Regions from separate parts of the Homo sapiens genome. Here region 2 is linked to region 1. A link is a loop called in an ENCODE intact Hi-C map of the cell type or tissue named here. Cell type or tissue: PC-3. All regions are shown on one strand.

Region 1 (8,000 bases):
TGGGGCTGGAACAGATATCACAGAAAACACCAGAGGAGTCTTGTAGAATTTCCCATCAGTAGAGACTCTGTCTCATTCAACATTGATGGTGCGTCTTTGGCTATTGAGCTCTGAGGTGTTTCCCTTGCAGTTTCCCTAATACCAATTGTTCAGTGAGAACATTTCTACTTTAGAAATGGGTTTTTTGAAAAGCAACTGGAGGCAGCTCCAAAGGCTTTGTAAGAACTTAGAGAAATATTTAGTAATGACTAAAAATTTCCTTTAAGTCGACTTCATAAGCATTTTCTCTTTGATGTTTTGATTTTTAAATTATGAATATACATAGCTACTGATAGCATGCTACCAACTGGAAATTCCTATTAACTGGCATGGTCGCATGGATAAATACAATTTAAAGTGATGTTAAAACAATGGCTCTGAAGTTAAGTCTACAGAGTGCTTTCTGAATCACAAAGCAATACAAATATGTTCAGCATTTTTCAGTATCAAATTAATTACACATTTTCAGAATATGGCAGTTTATATATAGCTAACTTTTAATAAAGAAATATATTGGATTGTAATAACTATGAATCAGTACTTACTCCCTGCCAGTTGCTGGCTACAGTGAACAGTGGGGCTTACTGCACTTCTACGCCTCTTGTGGAATAACAAATATCAGTCTTCAAACATTTAAGCAAATGAAAATAAAGGTCAAATATCCTTGTTTGCCCTTTGCAGCTGAAAGGGCAAGTTACACAATTCTTATGTATTTTTCCATCTAATCTTCTGAGGAAAGAAAGAGAATCTGAATTTACGTTTTGCAAATGGCTCACTTTTTCTTACTTTGCCAATAGTGGAGAATTTTCTGTTTCAAGACTCAGTGCGTTAGTAGGCTAATGGACATAAAGAATTCCAACACTGCTAGTTCTCAGGGAAAGAACAGGCCAACAAAATGGAAAATGTACTGCAGTGGACGAAATCGTGCTATACAAATGGAGTGCTGTAAATCCCTAAACTACAGTGCACACTTGTTGGCAAGGCAGAAACATTCACAATTCAGAGGATTCCAGCAGGACGTCCCGTTAATTTGTATTTCCCAGAACAAATTTATCATTCGGAAGAACAAGTCCAATAAACAAACGTTGATTATCAACCAGTCCTTGTTCATTGTGTCTTTCTATTTTTAAATGGTAGAAGGAGTGTCATGCATTTCCAGCTAGTGTTGGCTCTTCACAATACACTATGCTAAGACAGTAAAATAATTTCTAATCTAGTTAGGTGTGTTAGTAAAGCATCTGCTTGCATAGCTAAAATACTAATTTGTGATGGCAATAAACATAGAGAAAGAGGCAAGGGACTTATTTTCAGAAATGCTACAAAATTCACTCAGTACTGAGTTTCCACTGCAGGACTGGAACTGGGTTAGACTAAGAGGATGCGAAAATAAGTGAAGATTTCCTGCTTATAAGAATGTGAAAGTTGCTGGTACCAAAATGGAGTCACTTATGTCCAATCCTAACGAAATGGATACAGGAGGCCATGAAGGGAAGGCCCTCATGCACATTTGTCTGATAACTGGTACTATCACAAAAGGCTGCCAACACCACAACCTTCACAAAGGCCATCGCAACCTTGCACAAAGATTACTTCTGTGAGGATGCCTGCTCATTAATGGCCTGTTCACTAATAGACTGACTCACCCTTGTTATTAATACTTGTAGCCAAGGATAGTTGCTTCAAAACAACGAATGCAACTGCCCTCCTTTCCCCTTTAAAAACCTTGCCTTCCTTTGCTTCTCTGGTTGCGCCTATGGTCCACTGCAGCATGCGTATCCTAATGACAATTTCTTGCTATTCCCCAGTAAACTCTTTCTTTGGAGAGCTTGTCTCCCTCTGTTGTTATTTTAAGTTGATGGGAAGTTCACAGTCTAGTGGGCACATAAATGATATGTTCAATAAAGGCAGATGACCTAAATATGTGAAAAGTGACTGAAAAAAATCATGGCGTGCAAATGCTTTTGCAAAGTCTAATTGACATGCTTAGGTTAAGTTCTATACTTCAGAATGTATAAAAGACATTTTTTGCCTGTTTTTGCCAGGTGCTAGCAAACACAACACCTCTCTTCTGATGTTGCTCTTCAAGTCCCTCTGCTTCTTTCCTACCTGGGAGATAGAGGCTCTCAATGCTTTTGTGTGTTTGTCCATTCTTAGTGATAACATCTTCCCCACTAAAGACTCTCTAAACTCCATCTTTACAGCACTGTAGATCTTAGTATGCGAAACTGATGGACTGAGACACCTGACTCAGCCTGCATCGTCACAATTTTTTTTTCTTGGCAAACAGATTGTCTCATACATTGCTGTCACTTAAGTCCCCCAGAGTGCCCACCGGCTCGCATTAGGAGGCAGTGCAGGATGGCAGTCCAGTACAGGCTCTGTAGTAAGACCTGGATTCAGTCCCTGGCTCCATCCCTGAGGTGTGGAGTCAGGGGTATGAAAGTCAATTCCTGTACCTTAGTTTCCTCTCTCTGTGAGAATATCAAATCAGATACTCCCTCCAGGGGTTTACCACACTCAGTACTCTTACTGCCAGTGAATGGAACCACTTAGCAAACATCCTTCTTTTCCTCCGAGGCCCTCTGCCCTCGCCCCCGCCCCTTCCCTGACACTTCATTCCCCTCATCCTTTGGATCTGGGCCATGTCACTTTCCCAGAGACAGGCCCTGATCTCCCAGCCCTGTGCTGCCCTTGCCTGGCACTTATCTCAGCTGTAACCTCAAACAGATTAACGCTTCGCCACAGAGCTCCACAACAGCTCAGACCAGCGCTGCTCTTATTTACTGTGGTATGGCCTGTGCCTAGAATAATGCTGGGTATGTAAAGAATATGTCCTGGATGAACCCATGAATGATGCTGGGACCACAGACATGGTTCTGTGGAAATGCCGCAAGGCCCCTGCATGGCCAGGGAGGTGGCACCACACAACTGGGCTTCGGGCTCTTTTTCCCTTTCCCTGAAGCTCAGCTTCCCTCTGCTTCACTTACAGGTTATTCCACATGAATCCACTGGAAGACACTAAAATACAGTTGAAAACACCTGGTTTTAAGCCTCGTTCAGAGGAATTGCACCTTTAACCTCAGGAATCTGTGAGACAGTATGACTAGATACCTTAGCGCTGTCCATTTGGAGAAGCAAGTCAAATTTCATCTCATGCCTATTTTCAGTGACTAGTTATATCATCCTGAGTTACATATGAAAGAGAAACCATTTTAGTCATCCCAACTTCTCTTATGAATTTCCTAGATGTTCATGATGTTTAAAGATATTTTAACCTTTGGCACAATGAAGCCCCCCAAAGAAAATTTCTGACATTTTGGACATTCATTCTCTGATTAATTTATATTGTTAATGACATCTGATATTATGACCATGTTCACTTTGCTCAGACCTCATTATCTTTCAAATCACTAGGCTTAAAAGTTGTCAAGGCTGGGATAGAGGTGTAGGGTTCTATGCCCCAACCGTTAAGAGGAAGAACCATTCACCTGACCAGATATATTTGAAAGTAAGTTTTCTTCGATAGTATGTTAAAGGCACAGATTGATTGATTGATTGACTGATTGATTTTTTTGCTGGGGCAATCTAGACAGCTTGGTCAGCAAAGGTTTTTTATATTAAGGCTAAATAGAAAACAATGCTCAAACAAGAGTTACAACTTTGAAAACTTGTTATTCTCCAACCCTCATGTTAACAGAAGTGATTTTAAAAACCATCTTTTGATACAAAATATAATAAGGAAACAATTAAAAACCTCTGCAATTTAGCCAAGCACAAAGCATCATCTCACAGTGGTCCGGGGGAGGGGTGCCCAGTGCCAGAGAAACAGTGACTGAGTTGGAACCCAGATTCTCAGACCCCCAGGGAAGGATCCTTCCACTATTATACTTCATGATATGTATGTGAATCACAGATGACTAAGCTTTTGTCCTCAGCCTCTTCTCTGTATAAGGGACTTTGTGTTTATTTTTAAAGCATACTAATATCAACTGTGAACCATAATCTAATCACTATGCAAGTGGCTATAAGGCGATGACCTCAGAGTTGCACTGGTCAGCCAGGCGGAAAACGCCTCAGTGTTTCGGGGGGAGTGGTAGTTTCCTCTACTTTGTTTTAAAGCATGGATTTGGGTTGATATGTCCATATTTCATTAAACTAAAAGGAATCTGGGCTGTAAAATTCATTAACAGTGAGACAGCGATTCTGTCATTTCCAAGAAGAAATTTCTGGCCAAGCAGAAAGGCATTCTTCTTAAGAAAAAAGAGACTGTCATTAAACAAACAAGCATGTCAGAGACACTGAAATGGCTTTTGCCTTCGGACTTCAGCGCCAATCTATTCAGCACAAAGCAAAATTCTCAAAGTTTCAGCAGAAGTTTGCTTTTGTGTTTGAGCAAGAACTCAGCAGTAGTCAGACAGGAAGCAAAAGTCACTGCATCCTGAGCACACACACCACATGGGCCCCTGCTAGGCAGGAGGCACTGGGCAGGAGGCTCCCTCTGAAGTGTTATTAGCCTACTTCCAATGAATTTATGGAGAAATGTCTGAGTGCTGGTCAGACCTTTATATATAGTGTGCCTTATTTTTAATGCCCTTTCTTATGCACTCAGCTGCTTTGAGAGGTAGAGAAAGGCTCTCTATGCGACAGGCAAGGAGACTCAGGCCCACCCCCAGGGCTCAGCCACAAAGCGAGTTTGTGGCTGGGCTTAAAGTCAGGTCTCCAACCCCACTTCTAATGGCACTTTCCGTGAAACCACACAGTCAGTTAACTCCGTGGGTGTCCTGATGAAATGGTAGGCCATGGGGGAAAAGCTCTGGATTTGCAGAGGTCACTCTAAGCTGCAACTCTGTCATTATTGAGCTGTGTGACGTTGGGTAAATCACCTGCTCTGCAGATCAAGTGCCTCAACAGTAAAACAGAAACCACAATCTTTCAGAGGAAAAATGGGACAGACATGAAAGTAATTTATAAATGAAAACTGCTAGATGAACATATTGTTATTATCAGTATTACTATCATAGTGAACATATTAAGAAAACAGTTATTTGATGCCACTGCTAATTTTTCTTTTCTTTCTTTCTTTCTTTTTCTTTTTTTTTTTAAGATGGAATCTCGCTCTCTCATCCAGGCTGGAGTGCAGTGGCACAATATTGGTTCACTGCAACCTCTGCCTCCCAGGCTCAAGCGATTCTCCTGCCTCAGCCTCTCGAGTATCTGGGATTACAGGCATGCCACCACGCCCAGCTAATTTTTGTATTTTTAGTAGAGATGGGTTTTTGCCACGTTGGCCAGGCTGGTCTCAAACTCCTGACCTAAGGTGATCGTGATCTGCCTGCCTTGGGCTCCCAAAGTGCTAGGATTACAGGCATGGGCCATTGCGCCTGGCCAAAAGTATGTTTTTCATAATAACAGAATAAAAACTAGGCAAGAGTGTATAACAATCTATCACCACTGGGGAAAATTGGTTTTTATTTTTTAATTATCTCTTTCTAAAGGCAAATAAAAGAGAAAAATGTCATCAAAATACCTATATCTAAAAAACTCAGGAAACTTCTCTCTCTGTTTAGTTTCTACTTTCTTTAAATACTTCTTGTTTACTTTATTAATTTTTTTGTGATTATTTTATAATCTGACTTTTTCTGAACCTCAAAATCACTGAAAACTTGGCAGTCAAAATGTGAAGAAAAAAATGCATCAACTAAAAAGTATTCAAAAAAAGAAAACAAATCAACAATGAAAAACATTAAAAAATAATGAACGAGGGAGAACCACGTAAATAATAGAAGAAAGAGTTGTCTGTGCTAATAAATAAAGTCCATGACAAAAATGATACACGGTGTACCCCCACAAGGCAGCAGTAACCATAGCAACAAGACAAGCAGTGTACTCAGAGTGACTCAACCAAATACTTAACATATATCAGGTATAGTTCCTAAGCCTATTTTCATATGGTATTGAAATATTTTATGCCCCTTCCTTATCTAAAATTGCTCATAATAGCTATTCCTTTAATTTATAAAGAGATAAAAATTTCTTGTGTCTTAACTTTTGTAATAATCAACATGACTTAACTCAAGTATGCTGGAACCAGCAACAACTCTCATTTTCTAGTTCTCAGTAATGAATTTCAGTTGAACTGAAACAGATTGTCCAATGATACGTGTGGGAATCAAGACATCAAATCCTGATTCTTCTCCTTAGACATAAGGTGCTTGGCATTACTATTTATAAGTTTTATCTCTTAGAAATTTAATGAAATGTCAAAATAGCAGTGCTGTCTGGGTAGAGAATCCCAGGGCAATCTTTGTCTGAAGGTTTTTAAGAAAAGGAATTCCACGGCCTCATTCTCTACATTGCTCCAGTACCCTGAACCTTCTACCTAACACTTTTGCTGCATCCTTTAGAACAAGCCTTGAATTGTTCCTCATTGTCTGTGTCTTTATGGAGTATAAATCTCAGGTTTAGAAAACTTTTTCGTACAAAACAGGCCTGTCTCCCCAAGGAGACTATGAATCAGGGAAGTTTTTGTTTGTTTTTGTTGTTTTTTTTCAAGTCCACGGTACCCATAATCAAGAGAAAAAGTGTCTCACACTATCAATCTGATGGAGGGATGCAGGGGCTTTCTCTCTTTGATCCAAGGTATATTTGAAGGTAAAGGTTCTTTGCTCTGGCCTGGGGACATTTCCCTTTAGCACTGCAATTAGAGACAAAGAAGACAAAGCCTGGCAGTGCTGTGGGAGGAATGATGAATAAAGGAGAGAACTGCTTTACTTTGGGGGGCATCCTCTACACCCATAAATAATCCGTACATGTTCATAGACTCTAAGGATGGAAATGCCACATCTTTCAAAGCCAACATGCATGTTAATCTGATACCGGGAATAAGGTGAAGTTATTACAATTCCCTATCACCTTGCCTGGAATGGTGAGCCTGGAATCCAAGAATCTTAGAAGCCAGTTTTGGCTCCTGAGAAAAATACTGTGCAGTGTTGGAACACAAAGGTGCAATTATTCCAGTAATAAGATCTGCTTCTCCGGTTGTCTCTGGGCTGTCCACTCTCCCACAGCTCTGCACAGTCAATAGCCAAGGACCCTCAGCTGACGGCAGGTGTCAGATTACTATTCCAGCAGCAGTGTCAGAGGGACTGATTACGCATCTAGTCTGGAGTGATGTGGAAAGGTGAAGCTGCATTCTATTATAACCAGAGACAGTGTCAGTATGGAGAAGAGGATGTGTCAGAGACAGACTCCAGTTCGAGAGGGTTATTTCTGGAATACTCCAAGGAAGCCTCTGGCGTGGCTGCCCACATGCACCAGACTTGTTGCTGTGGAATGTGGTGTTCAGAGTTGTCACTCCCTCAAGCCTTGTACCTAAAAATAAGTATCTACGTATTAAAGCAGGTTTATTTTTACTCAGACTTTCTTATTCTTGCAGTATAACTTTTCTTCACATTTACAATTTCAAAATATTTTGTCAATAATGTTTATAATTCTTAAAAATCCATAAATCATAATCCATAAACCTTAAACCAAAGTCTTGTATTCCAGCAAGAAAACTGGCTTTCTCATTTTCATGTATTTCTGGAATTTGATAAGAAAAAATTTTGTATGAAAAGAAGGGCAAATGGATTTTTTTGAAGGATAATACAGAATATATTAAAAACCAAGCTAAAAAAAAAGCCTGATATCCTAGAAAGGAGACTAAGAGGGCACCCAGACCCCTCCACTCAGTTCCAAGAATCTTCTTCTCACTTAAAGCCTCATTGGCTGCTGTGATGACGCTTCTAGCAGAGCTGTGAGTGGAGGTGTTTCAGAAGATCTGTCAGGGAAACAAATTAATCATTTCAATCTTAGCACCTCCAAGCCTAGAGGCCATTAGAATGCCTAGAGGCCATTAGAATGGCAGCTGGTGTCTAACCTGGGATAAAGTTCTCTAGTATTTATTTTTTCTAAGTGAAGTA
Region 2 (8,000 bases), 300 kb after region 1:
TCTAACAAAAGATGAATGAGAACTTTAAACTGAAAACTATATAGAACATTATTAAGAAAAAATTTTAAACACCAAAGTAAATGAAAAAAATACCATATATATGGATTAGAAGATTCAGTACAGTAAAGGTGACAATTATGCCCAAACTGACCTGCTAAAAATCCTAATAAGTATAGAGGGATTTTTAAAGAAATTGGTTAGATTGATCCTAACAGTTATATGGAAATACAAATATGAGAAGAAGAAGAACAAATCTAGATGGCTTGCACTACCAGATAGCATGATATTACAAAGTTCTAATAATTACAACAGCATGACCCCAACAGAAAGATAAACAGGCACCAATGAAACAGATTAGAAAGTTCAGAAACAGATACATAATTTTAAATAAGGAAATACAATAGGGAATGTGATTGAAAAAGATGATCTTGAATGAATAGTACTGGGGCCAATATAACCCATACACCAAAAGGAAGTCCAGATGCATTGTAGATCTAAATGTTAAAAAGTACAGCAACAAAGCTTAGAGAAAAAAACAAAACTGGCAAATATCTTCATGGCCTTAGGTAACAATTACTTGAATAATATACAAAAAGGTACCAACCAAAAAATAAAAAAGTATATACACCAGAGTACATTAAAATTATGACCATCTGTTCATTAAGAGGCTCCATTAAGAAAGTGAAAAGGCAATCCAAAAAGTAGGAAAATGTATCTGCAACACATTGGTCACATGGACACTCATCCAGAAAATATCAAGAAATCCTACAAATTGACGATGATAGCAAATAACCCGTAGAGAAATGGGCAAAAGCTTTGAATGGGAACTTGACAAAAGAAAGCATGCAAGTGGCCAGTAAACATTTGAAAAGATGCTTAACTTCAGTTTTCAACAGGAAAATTCTAATTAAAACTACAAAGTTACACCATTACACAGCCACCAAAATGGTTAAAATGAACAACACCAAGTGCTAGACAGAAGAAGCAATTAAAACTCTCGTTAACTACTACAGTGCAGTTGTCATGTAAATTAGAACAACCACTTCAGAAAACCATTTGGAAGTAACTATTACAACTGAACATAAACATATCCTATGACCTAACAATTCTACTCCTAGCTGTTAACTCAACAAATGTATTCACCAAAAGACATATATAATAATGTCCACAGCAGCATCATTCTTAATATTCCAAACTGGAAATAATCAAAACATCCATTTATAGTAGAATGAATAAGTAATGTGTGGTGTATTCATACAATAAAATACTACAGAAAAAATTTTTAAACTACTGCTATATAGAATAGTGCCACTGAATCTTAGAGACATTATGCTAAACAAAAGAAGCCAAACACGAAAGAATACACACTGGCTTGGTGCGGTGACTCATGTCTATAATCAAAGCACTTCGGGAGGCCGAGGTGGGAGGATCGCTTGAGGCCAGATCGAGACCAGCCCGAGCAACACATTGAGAACCTGTCTCCCCTAAAACAGTGAATAAATTAGCTAGGTGTGGTGGCATGCACCTAGCTACTTGGGAGGCTGAGGCAGGAGAATCACTTGAGCTCAGGGGATTGAGGCTGCAGTGAGTTGTGATTGCACCACTGTACTCCAACCTGGGTGACAGAATGAGACCCTGTTTCAAAAAAGAAAAAAAAAGAATACACACTGATTTGACTGATATAAGCTCAAGAATATGCAAATCCAACTGAGGGAGAGTAATCACCTGTGGTGGGAGGGGCTTTGGGAGCAGTCACTGGAAGGAGCAAGAAGGGAGAAGGCTTCTAGGGTCCTACTAATGTAATGTTTCTTGATCTGAATGCTGGTTTTCCAGATGTGTTCACTTCATAAAAAAAATAAATAAAATCCACTACACTGTATTCTTACATTATACATACATTTGTGTATGTCATAGTTTAATAAAAAGCTTACTTAAGTTTGAGTCCACAAATGGCATTGAGAAAACTGGATATTCACATGCAAAATAATGGAGCTGGTCCTTTACCTTACACCATATACAAAAATTAGTTTAAAATGAACAAAAGACCTAAACATAATAGCTGAAACTATAAAACTCCTAGAAGAAAACATAAGTGAAAACCCTCACGGCATTGGATTTGGCAACAACAATGATGTCAAAAACGCAAGCAACCAAAGAATAAGTAAATAAATTTGACTCCATCAAAGCTGAAAACGTTTGTGCATAAGAGAACAATACCAAGAGAGTGGAAGGCAATCCACCGAATGGGAGAAAATATTTGCAAATCATGTATCTCATAAGGGATTAATATCCAGAATATATAAAGAACTCATAATCTCAACAACAAAATACAAATGACTCAGTTGAAAAATGGGCAAAGAACTTGAACAGACATTTCTCCAAAGAGGATATTCTAATAGCCAATAATCATGAAAAAATACAAATCAAAACCACAATGAGATACCACTTTACACATAGGATGGCTAATATAAAAAAGAAAAAAAAAAACGGAAAACAAAAAGTGTTGATAAAGATGTGGAGAAGTGAATACCCTGTGCATTGCAAGTGGGAATGTAAAATGGTACAGCCACTATAGAAAACGGTATGGTGGTTCCTAAAATAATAAAGCATAGAGTTACCATATGACATAGCAATTTCACTTCTAGGTATAAACTGAAAAGAAGTGAAAGCAGGGACCCAAACAGAAATTAGTGCACCAATGTAAATGGCAACATTATTCACAATAGCCAAAGAGTAGAAACAACCTACATGTCCATTATGGATGAATCGATAAAGAAAATGTAGTATAAACATACAATGGAATATTATTCAGCCTTAAAAAATGAAATTCTAGGCCAGGCACAGTGGCTCATGCCTGAAATCCCAGCACTTTGGGAGGCTAAAGCGGACAGATCACCTGAGGTCAGGAGTTCAAGACCAGCCTAGCCAACATGGTGAAACCCCATCTCTCCTAAAAATATTTTTAAAAATTAGCCAAGTGTGGTGGCACGCACCTGTAATCCCAGCTACTCAAGAGGCTGAGGCAGAAGAATCACTTGAACGAGGGAGGCGGAGGTTGCAGTGAGCCAAAATCACGCCACTGCACTCCAGCCTGGGAGATGCAGCGAGACTCCATCTCGAAAAAAGCGCATACTACAACATAAATGAATCTTGAAAACATTATGCTAAGCAAAATAAGCCAGATACTAAAGAACAAATATTGTATTATTCCACTTATATGAGGTACCTAGAATTGTCAAATTCATAAAGACGGAAAGTAGAATGGTAGCTACCAGGGTCTGGGGGAGAAGGCAATGGGGATTGATTGTTTACTGAATACAGAATTGCAGTTTGGGATGACAAAAAAGTTCTGGAGGTGGATGGTAGTGGTGGCTGCACAACAATGTGAATGTGCTTAATGCCACTGAGTGATCACTGAAAATGGTTAAGTAAATTTTGTATTATGTATATTATACCGCAATTTTTAAATGTGGATTTTTTATTTTTTTTTTTGAGATGGAGTCTCGCTCTGTCGCCCAGGCTGGAGTGCAGTGGCGTGATCTCGGCTCACTGCAAGCTCCGCCTCCCGGGTTCACGCCATTCTCCTGCCTCAGCCTCCCGAGTAGCTGGGACCACAGGCGCCTGCCACCACCCCCGGCTAATTTTTTGTATTTTTAGTAGAGACGGGGTTTCACCATGTTAGCCAGGATGGTCTCAATCTCCTGACCTCGTGATCCGCCCGCCTCAGCCTCCCAAAGTGCTGGGATTACAGGCGTGAGCAACCGCGCCCAGCCTAAATGTTGATTTTTTTAAGAGACAGGGTCTCAATATGTTGCCCATGCTGGTCTCAAACTCCTGGCCTCAAGCAATCCTCCTGCCTCAGCCCCACAAAGTGCTGGGATGACAGGCATGAGCCACCACTCAAGTCAAAAGTTGATTTCTTTATAAAAAGTTTATTGTGCTTATATTATTTTCTGGGTATTATACTAATAGCTGCTACTATAAGTGAATTTCCCCCTGCCAAGAAGGAAAGACAGGTGGGTTTAAATTTTTTTGCTTCTCTCCCTTCTCACTGCTAGTAATTACTCAAAATGTGGTCACTCTCAGCATTCTCTGCCAAATCTTTTAAAATCTGGAGCACCTAGCCACTTAAAAGACACAACCAAAGATCCCAACACATCATGATCATTTCACCTCAAAGTAATTACCTCCTCTTCTACAAACCCAATCTCCTCATCTTTATGAGCTGAATCTTTTGGCTGAGTTTAGATCTATAAATTAATGCATTCACTTAGAACAGTCCATTCCACAGAAGGCTCTCAATAAATTATAAATATTTACCTTTAGTCATTCAAAATTTATTGAGAGCCTATTATGATAAAAGGAGATGGTAAATATTCTCATGGTAGCTAAGAAAACTTCCATATCACATGCTCTATCTTCTGATCTAGAGGAAAAATAAAAAGTGGTTGATGAGATTACTATGAACTTTATTGTGACTATTTGTCACTGCCAGGTACTTAACATCTAGATCATTCCCCACATTATGAGTCCTGCCTTCTCCAAGGCAGAGGCCAGAAAATCTTGCAACCACACTACCCTGAAGGTAGGATACAGACAGTGACCTTGTTTCTGCCAGGAAAATGCAAAGGGATGCTATATCATGACCATACAATTTATCTATTTCTTAGCTGTCTTTCCTATGTGCTGAGAACCTTAAAGAAAAAAAAAGGAAATCTAGTTGGTAGCCTCAAAAGTGGAAGAAACTGAAAAGAGACATTTTTCAGGAACTTTAAATGGTCAAAAATATTTTCCTTCTATTTTTATCCTAAATTGTTCTTCAAACCATTTGAAAGAATAAATATCATACAGTTTATATAAATTCTTATTTTAAAAGACAAATACCTCCCGTAACCTTTTAAAATAAACTAAATGAACAAAATTATAGTTTTTCAATAAATTAAACTAAACATATGTAAATTATAACTTACCACAAGTAAATGCAACCTAGTGCAGTGTTTCTTTAAAAAGGCACATTCTGTTTCATAAGCTTTCCACATATTTTGTCTCTATTAAATACACACTTGAAAAACTATGGTGGAAAATATAATGGCTTTCTGCCATTGACACACTCACAGTATGATACAAATCAACGCAACTCACAGTTCATACAGTTCATGAGGTAGCTCTAAAACCAAAACTTTCAAGAGACCATGATGAAAGCAAAAAAAAAAAAAAATGCTTATTTGCTGCTCATCACTTATATAATATTCTACTCATCAATTTCAATAAGCATCCTTACTACAGAATTTTGAATTTATGCATGATAAGGCAAGAATTCTGTGGACACTGGTTAAGCAGATGTAATTAAATAAAAATATCAGTGATATGTTTTTAAAATGAATTCTGTCAGGAACACACTCAGCAAGTTTCTTAAAAGATTTTTACTATCTTTGTTTGGAGATATGATCTTATATTTGGAAAAACCTAAAGACTCCACAAAAAAATCTATTAGAAATGATAAATTGAGTAAAGTTGCAGGATACTAAATCAACCTACAAAAATCAGTAGCATTTCTATATGCCAACAGTGAACAATCTGAAAGAGAATTTTTTTAAAATCCCTTTTACAATAGGTAGAAATAAAATTAAATACCTAGGAATTAACCAAAGAAGTGAAAGATCTCTATAATGAAAATTATAAAACACTGATGAAAGAAATTGAAGAGGATACCAAAAAATGGAAAGATATTCCATTTTTTTACTGGAAAAATCAATATTGTTAAAATGTCCATACTACCCAAAGCAATCTACAGATGCAATGCAATCTCTTTCAAAAATACCACTGACATTATTCACAGAAATAGAAAAAAGAATCCTAAAATTTATATGGAAGCACAAAAGACCCAGAATAGACAAAGACAACCTAAACAAAAAGAACAAACCTGAAGGAATCATGTTACCTGACTGCAAATTATACTACAGAGCTACAGTAACCAAAATAGCAAGGGACTGGCTCTGAAAAAGACACATAGACCAATGGAGTAGAATACAGAACCCAGAAACAAATCCACATACCTACAGTGAACTTGTTTTCAACAAAGGTCCCAAGAACACACACTGGGGAAAAGACAGTCTCTTCAATAAATGGTGTTGGGAAAAGTGGATATCCATATGCAGAAGAATGAAACTAGACCCCTATCTGTCACCACATACAAAAATCACATGAAAACAAATTAAAGATTTAAATCTAAGGCCTAAAACTATGAAACTACTATGAGAAAACATCAGCGAAACTCTCTACATTGGTCTGGGCAAAAATGTCTTGACTAATATCCCACAAGCACAGGCAACCAAAGCAAAATGGACAAATGGGATCACATCAAGTTAAAAAGCTTCTACAGAGCAAAGGAAACAAACAACAAAGTGAAGAGACAACCCACAGAATGGGAGAGAATATTTGCAAACTTCCCAGCTGACAAGGAACTAATAACCAGAATAAATAAGGAGCTCAAGCAACTCAATAAGAAAAAATCTAATAATCCAATTTAAAAATGCATAAAAGATTTAAATAGACATTTCTCAAAAGAAGACATACAAATGGCAAATGGGCATATGAAAAGGAAGTCAACACCACTGATCATCAGAGAAATGTAAATCAAAACTAGAATGAGATATCATCTCATCTAAGTTAAAATGGCTTTTATCCAAAAGATGAGCAATAACAAACACTGGTGAGGATGTGGAGAAAAGGGAACCCTCGTATACTGTTGGCAGGAATGTAAATTAGTACAACCACTATGGAGAACAGTTTGGAGGTCCCACAAAAAAAATTAAAAATAGAGTTACCATATAATCCAGCAGTCCTTCTGCTGGGTATATACCCAAAAGAAAGGAAATGAGCATATCAAAGAGATTTTTGCACTCCCATGTTTGTTGTAGCACTGTTCACAATAGCCAAAATTTGGAAGCAACCTAAGTGTCCATCAGGAGATGAACAGATAAAGTAAATGTGGTACTTATACACAGTGGAGTACTATTCAGCCATAATAAAAATGAGATCCTGTCATTTCCAACAACATGGATAGAACTGGAAGTCACTATGCTTTTTTATGTTTTTTAAATAACAATATGGATTGTGTGTAACGCAAAGGATAAATGCTTGAGAGCACAGATACTCCTTTCCACATGATGTGATTATTATGCATTGCATGCCTGTATCAAAACATCTCATGTCTCCCATAAATATATACATCGACTATGTACCCACAAAAATTAAAATAAAAAAATTTTTAAGATTTCTAATAAATTAACTCTTTATTCACCTGTAATGTTTTCAATAATACTATGATAAGGCAAGCATATTTGTTGATTTTTTTTTTTCTTTGGAAAAGAAAAACCTGAAAGTCAAAGAACTGGATAACAGTAGTAATCTTCATCCATTTTGTCTACAAAGCACTTCAGAACTTGAGCAAAATAGATGACTTGTCAAGATGCTTATCAATGTGAACAATCTACCAGCCAGAAACAACTATCTGAATACAAAGGCCTGGAAAATGGAATTGTTCTAAATAATTATCATTTGATTACATTTAAATACATATGGCTAGCTTCAATAAGTTCATCTCAATGACTTAAAATCTATCAACTGTATGTAAGTCAACCTCCTGCAATATTAAAAACCCATTAACTTACATGATTTACGAGTAAACAGTGTGCTAGGTAAAGATAAACTTTAGCACCCTCATTTTATCCTCATTTGAATTACTTTTCTCATTCAAATTTATAAAAAAAAAAAACAAACAAAGCAGTGACCTCTGAAGCTAGTACCATGTGCACGATAAGTGATTCACCAGCGTGTGCATGATTCATCCCCAGCAGGGTTGGTCACCTCCATTTCTATGACACCACAATCAACGGCCACCATAGTAGCAGGCTTGAGACCTCTAGAGCTCCTCCACAGCTCAATCACAGCCCTCAAAAAAGAGGCCTGAACTTCAGACAGCAATGATGCCGTCAGCT

The links. A loop is a pair of places that touch in the nucleus more often than their neighbours do. Peaks named below come from ENCODE experiments on the same cell type or tissue, not always from the same donor. Only the 100,000 strongest peaks of a DNase experiment are listed, where the experiment ranks them.
Region 2: it touches region 1 in a loop (4-fold over the local background); 1 of 110 quality-filtered maps calls a loop at or near these places.

The regions. Positions count from the first base shown.
Region 1 is chr18:6,051,909-6,059,908 of GRCh38, forward strand. The region is part of intron 16 of L3MBTL4 (L3MBTL histone methyl-lysine binding protein 4); the gene reads right to left. Among named protein-coding and RNA genes, the nearest start is that of TMEM200C, 160 kb to the left of the region's middle. RefSeq lists an enhancer at 3,902-4,196. In PC-3, no CTCF peak of the experiment used is centred here; DNase peaks (open chromatin) are centred at 3,963 and 4,393; H3K4me3 peaks cover 1,077 bases; H3K27ac peaks cover 3,129 bases.
Region 2 is chr18:6,348,078-6,356,077 of GRCh38, forward strand. The region is part of intron 1 of L3MBTL4 (L3MBTL histone methyl-lysine binding protein 4); the gene reads right to left. Among named protein-coding and RNA genes, the nearest start is that of MIR4317, 22 kb to the right of the region's middle. RefSeq lists an enhancer at 7,770-7,969. In PC-3, no CTCF peak of the experiment used is centred here; a DNase peak (open chromatin) is centred at 7,964; H3K27ac peaks cover 1,748 bases.